Regions from separate parts of the Mus musculus genome. Here region 2 is linked to region 1. The links are chromatin loops, found by intact Hi-C in ENCODE. Cell type or tissue: left cerebral cortex. All regions are shown on one strand.

What was found. Peaks named below come from ENCODE experiments on the same cell type or tissue, not always from the same donor. Only the 100,000 strongest peaks of a DNase experiment are listed, where the experiment ranks them.
Region 2: a loop joins it to region 1, with 6 times the contacts of the local background. A loop is called at or near these places in 17 of 42 quality-filtered maps.

The regions. Positions count from the first base shown.
Region 1 is chr17:56,896,265-56,898,764 of GRCm38, reverse strand. Mllt1 (myeloid/lymphoid or mixed-lineage leukemia; translocated to, 1) reads left to right here. Exons shown (of 12, transcript NM_022328.2): 7 at 1,298-1,385; 8 at 2,448-2,500. Among named protein-coding and RNA genes, the nearest start is that of Acsbg3, 22 kb to the right of the region's middle. In left cerebral cortex, a CTCF peak has its summit at 954 (motif pointing left); DNase peaks (open chromatin) are centred at 941 and 2,033; H3K27ac peaks cover 1,306 bases.
Region 2 is chr17:56,950,009-56,952,508 of GRCm38, reverse strand. No RefSeq gene overlaps it. Among named protein-coding and RNA genes, the nearest start is that of Mllt1, 16 kb to the right of the region's middle. In left cerebral cortex, a CTCF peak has its summit at 1,376 (motif pointing right); a DNase peak (open chromatin) is centred at 1,380.

The DNA of each region.
Region 1 (2,500 bases):
ATTCCATTAGTCCTTGCCCCTCAGGTCACTGTAGAGACGGTGGCAAGTGGTGTGCAGACCACCACAAGCCCACTGAGGCTCCTGGTTTGTGCCTGAGCCTAGTAGGTAGGACATTGATCCAAGCAGGGACCTGTAGAGCCACTCCCATATAGGTAGGGAAATTGAGGCTTGAATCTAGAGCCTGCCCTGACCTGGAGCAATGCCAGATAGCAGCCGTTTTTCATCACTTTGTGCCCAGGGAAAACTAAGAGGTTGGGTGTGTGCAAGGGAGGGTGCCTTGGCTCCAGGACTGGTCTGTGAGGTTCTACCCTGAGAACTTCACAGTGGGCAGACTTATGGGTGCCTAGGGCAGGTTCCCTCAGCACTCCCGCTGACCAGTAGGAAGGTAGTGAGAAGAAGCCATACACACACAGCTGGGCTCCAGTGGGCTGGGCTCCAGTGAGCCCTGCATAGGGCAGTTTCTTCCTTCAGTCTGGAATGTTCCCTCCCAGGCAGGCCGCTTTGCCCAAGCTAAAGTCTTTTGTAGGCAAGCACTTCCCTATCCCTTGTTCTGGGCAGGGCTGAGGGCTGACTAGCTCTGGATCCTGGGCTCTCCCACAGTGGGCATGTCCTATTCCCACCCGACCCTGTGACCCGGGGAAGAGAAGGGCTGTAGCCACTCTGCCCCAGGGCTAAGCTCAGCTGTCCCTGCTGCTTGTTCGCATCCCACCTGCTGGTATCTGTAACAACTGTGTGTGTGTCATGGCCACATCCCCAACACCATGTGTAACACACATGCTACAGCACACACCACACACAGTGCACACACTGCACTTCACACACCACATGTCATGCGCACACAAACGCACACGCACACACACACACCTGCCTCCCAGTATTCACTGAAGGGCTCACTCACACAGTGGAAGCCTCCTGCCTTGTGTGATGTCCAGGCTGTCACTGCCCCCTGGTGGCTAAGTTCATCCCTGTGCAGCTACAGGAAGACCAGTTAAGGTGTGCCCTGCTCCATGGTGTTTGTGGCAGACAGTCCTGCCATCACTCCTGTGCGGCTGGTGGGTGGTGGTGAGGCTTGGGTAGGATTTGGGCTTTTGGTCATTGTCTGAACCCCCAGTAAGGCAGGCAGCTTTACTGAGAATTCTGTGTTTCCTGTCTTCACCAGCCTCAGGCTCTATGTGAGCTGGGGCAGAAGGCTATCCTGGGTGCCTTGAACTGTTTGGCCCCTTCATTACCCCCTCCTCTGACCTGCAAGATGACAATCTCTTCTTTCCCTCTTGTGCTGCCCTGGCGTGGGCTGAAGTCGGCCCAGTCAAGCCCAGCTAATGCCAGCTCCAGCTCTGACTCCAGCTCTGACTCAGACTTTGAGCCGTCTCAGAACCACAGCCAAGGTGGGTCCGAAGGGGAGCTGGAGCTGGTAGAAGGGGTAGAGGTAGGAGACACAGGAGTGGAGGCAAGGCAGTAGGCCTGGCCTAGGGAGGAGCACAAATGAGCCAGGGAGAGGATCAGGCTAGGTCTGGTCTGCCTGTTGCTTCAGAAAGACTGAGCCTGGGTTTGCACCCCTGGGCTGAGTGCCCCTGGGCCAGACCCTCCTTTGGGCTGGCATTCCTTTCCCCTGTGCTGACCTCAACACCCAGGAGGCAGTAGAGGCCCACGCTGTCAGCTCCTGGTGGTCTAGGATTTGTAAATGGCAAGTACTTGTGCTCGCCCAGAAGCCTGCTCAGTCCCTGGGGTTCAAAGACCTGCAGCTATAGAAACCTACTTCCTTCTGATAGACTCACTCAGCAGTGCAGGCCCACCCTGTGCCAGCCCATCAAATGGCAGCCTGTGTGCTGGGCCTGGCTACTCTAGTGGTTCTCCCCAGGGAGGGACTGGAAACTAGGCTGGCTACTGTAACCAGCCTCAGAGGAACCTTTGCCTGCCTCCCATGGTGTCAGCCTTTTCGGGGGGCAGGAGCTTGGCTGGGGGATGGCATTCTTGAAGCCTATACTCTCCAAGGTTTTTATCTGCTGGATAGGGAACCAGCTGAATCGACATCATGTGACCAAGGTAATTGAGGGCTTTGTGTCCCTCTGTTGCCTTGGCAACAGGAATATAAACCAAGATGCCATCTGTAGGGGACTGGAACTGGGTGCCTCTGGAGAAAAGGGAGGACGGTGGACCAGAGCACCATGTAGGGCTACTGAAATACTGGGCATCCTCACAGAGGGGTGCAGGCTGTGCGGGGACTCTGGTCCTTGCTGGCCCACTTGGGTTCTGAGCCTTTGGCTGCTGTGATGGAGGGATCTTACAGGCCACTAGCAGACCAGGAACCTGAAGCCTATGAGGAAGGCCAGGAAGGTAGGGGTGGGGAACCTGCTGTTGGCCAGAGGGACCCCACAGGTGGTGATGAGTCTGGGGTGGCCCTGGGGGAGGCAGCCAGAGGCTCAGCTCTCCCCTCCATTTGCCCTCAGGACCCCTGCGCTCCATGGTGGAGGACCTGCAGTCTGAGGGCTCTGATGAGGAT
Region 2 (2,500 bases), 54 kb before region 1:
AGTGCTCTTAACCACTGAACCATCTCTCCAGCTCCCTTCTGTCTATTTTCAAACCTAGATATTCTTCAGCTGTGTCCCCTGGATGGGTTCCAGTATTAAGAGATGGTGGTGGTACTGTGAACGTATGATTTTTTTGTTTTTGTTTGTTTGTTTTTGAAACAGGGGCTCTCTGTGTAGCATTGGCTGTCCTGGAACTCTCTCTGTAAACTAGGCTGGCCCCAAACTCACAGTGATCTACCTGCCTCAGCCTTCCCAGTGCTGGGATTAAAGGAATGTGCTATCGCTGCCAGCAAACTTGGGCCTGAGGGAAAGACGTCGTGTTTGATCCCCTAAAGTTAAGAATCTCACTCAAAGAGCTTCTGAGGTAGGGGATGTGAGGAACACCTGTACTGATGGTTCTATTTGTCTTTTCCCCACATACAATGTTCCTCTGCTATGAAATCGAAGGTTATCCCAGCACTCAGGAGACTGAGGCAGGAGGATCAGGAGTTCAAGGTCACACTCAGATACACAGTGAGTTCATAGCCAGCCTGGGCTACAGGAGCCTGTCTCAAAAAAAGGAAAGAAAGAAAGAAAGAAAGAAAGAAAGAAAGAAAGAAAGAAAGAAAGAAAGAAAGAAAGAAAGAAAGAAAGATGGAAGGAAGGAAGGACAAAAGGAAGGAAAAGAAGGAAGGAAGAAGAAAAGAGAGAAAGAAAGAAAAAAATAGAAATATCACCATGAAGCCATACATGCCTGACCAGGTGTGACCTGGGAGGCTGAGGCAATAGCCTAGGCTGGCCCAGAACTCACTATGTAGCACAGGCTAGCCTCAAAATTACAGCACCCTTTTTTTTTTTTTTTTTTTTTGAGACAGGGTTTCTCTGTGTAGCCCTGGCTCTCCTGGAACTCACTCTGTAGACCAGGCTGGCCTCGAACTCAGAAACCTGCCTGCCTCTGCCCCCCAAGTGCAGGGATTAAAGGCTTGTGCCACCACTGCCCAGCCACCCTTCTATCCTAACTTCTAGGGTTCTAGATGAATAGTCATGATTTACTATACACCACTTTTATTTATTTATTTATTTATTTATTCATTTTGCAAAACCATCTATAGCTCTTATGCAGAGGAATGTCCCAGTGAGCTCAGCATCAGGGTTAACCTGGGCCAGGTCTCTCATAGTGGGCCACTGGGCTCTTCTCCAGCTAGATCACACGTTCTCAGCATCAAAGGACCCTGTGGACATTTGTGACAGTCGGAAAACTGAGAGACACAAGAATACACTGGAGATCAGAAAGCAGGGTCTCAAAAATTCTCCTGAAGGACCATCTACAAGGTCAAATAAAAAAAAATTAAATGTGATAAACGGGGAGTCAGACTCTGAGGTGTGACCAAAAGTGACCAGTAGAGGGCGCTAGCAGCAGGCACATGCAGGGAGTCAGCAGGTCCTGCAGGTTAGTGTCCCAGGCTGGACCTCTAACCAGACTAACCTTTGCATCTAGTTTCACTATTTGGAAATTGGGGGCCATGTGGCAAGAAGATGTTGGACAGATCTGACAGGATTAGTTACATGTACTGGCTAGTTTTGTGTCAACTTGACACAGCTGGAGTTATCACAGAAAAAGGAACTTAAGTTGAGGAAATGCCTCCATGAGATCCAACTGTAAGGCATTTTCTCAGTTAGTAATCAAGGGGGAAAGACCCCTTGTGGGTGGGACCATCTCTGGGCTGGTAGTCTCCGTTCTATAAGAGAGCAGGCTGAGCAAGCCAGGGGAAGCAAGCCAGTAAAGAACATCCCTCCATGGCCTCTGCATCAGCTCCTGATCCCTGACCTGCTTGAGTTCCAGTCCTAACTTCTTTCAGTGATGAACAGTAATGTGGAAATGTAAGCTGAATAAACCCTTTCCTCCCCAACTGCTTCTTGGTCATGATGTTTGTGCAGGAATAGAAACCCTGACTAAGACATTACACCTGCACCAAACCCTCAAATGGCCTTTTGCTCTTCTGTCTCCTCCTCCCTATCTCTCTCTCCTCTCCTCCACTCCCCCTTTCCATCTTTCCTTCCTTCTGTTTGAAACAGGGTTTCAGGCTGTCCCTAAACTCTCCATGTAGCTGAGGATTACTTTGAACTCCTGATCTGGATGGCTCAACTCTTAGTTTTAGTATAGGAGGTCTGTTTCCTTGGGCCTGGCATGTTATGGGCTTCTTTTATCAAAGCATGTGGGTTACTTACACACACATACAACACACCACAGAATAACAGGTAAGCCATGTGGTGGTGATGTACCCTCTGATCTCAGCACTCCGGAGGCAAAGGCAAGTAGATCTCTATGAGTTTCAGGCTGTCCTGGGCTATACAGAGAATCCCTGTCTCATAAAAAAAAAGAATGATTTATTTATCTATCTTTTTTGTTTGTTTTTGATTTTTCAGAAGAAGAAGTTTCTTTGTGTAGCCTTGACTGTCTTGGAACTAACTCTCTTTGTAGACCAGGCTAGTCTTAAACTCAAAGATCTGCCGCCCTTTG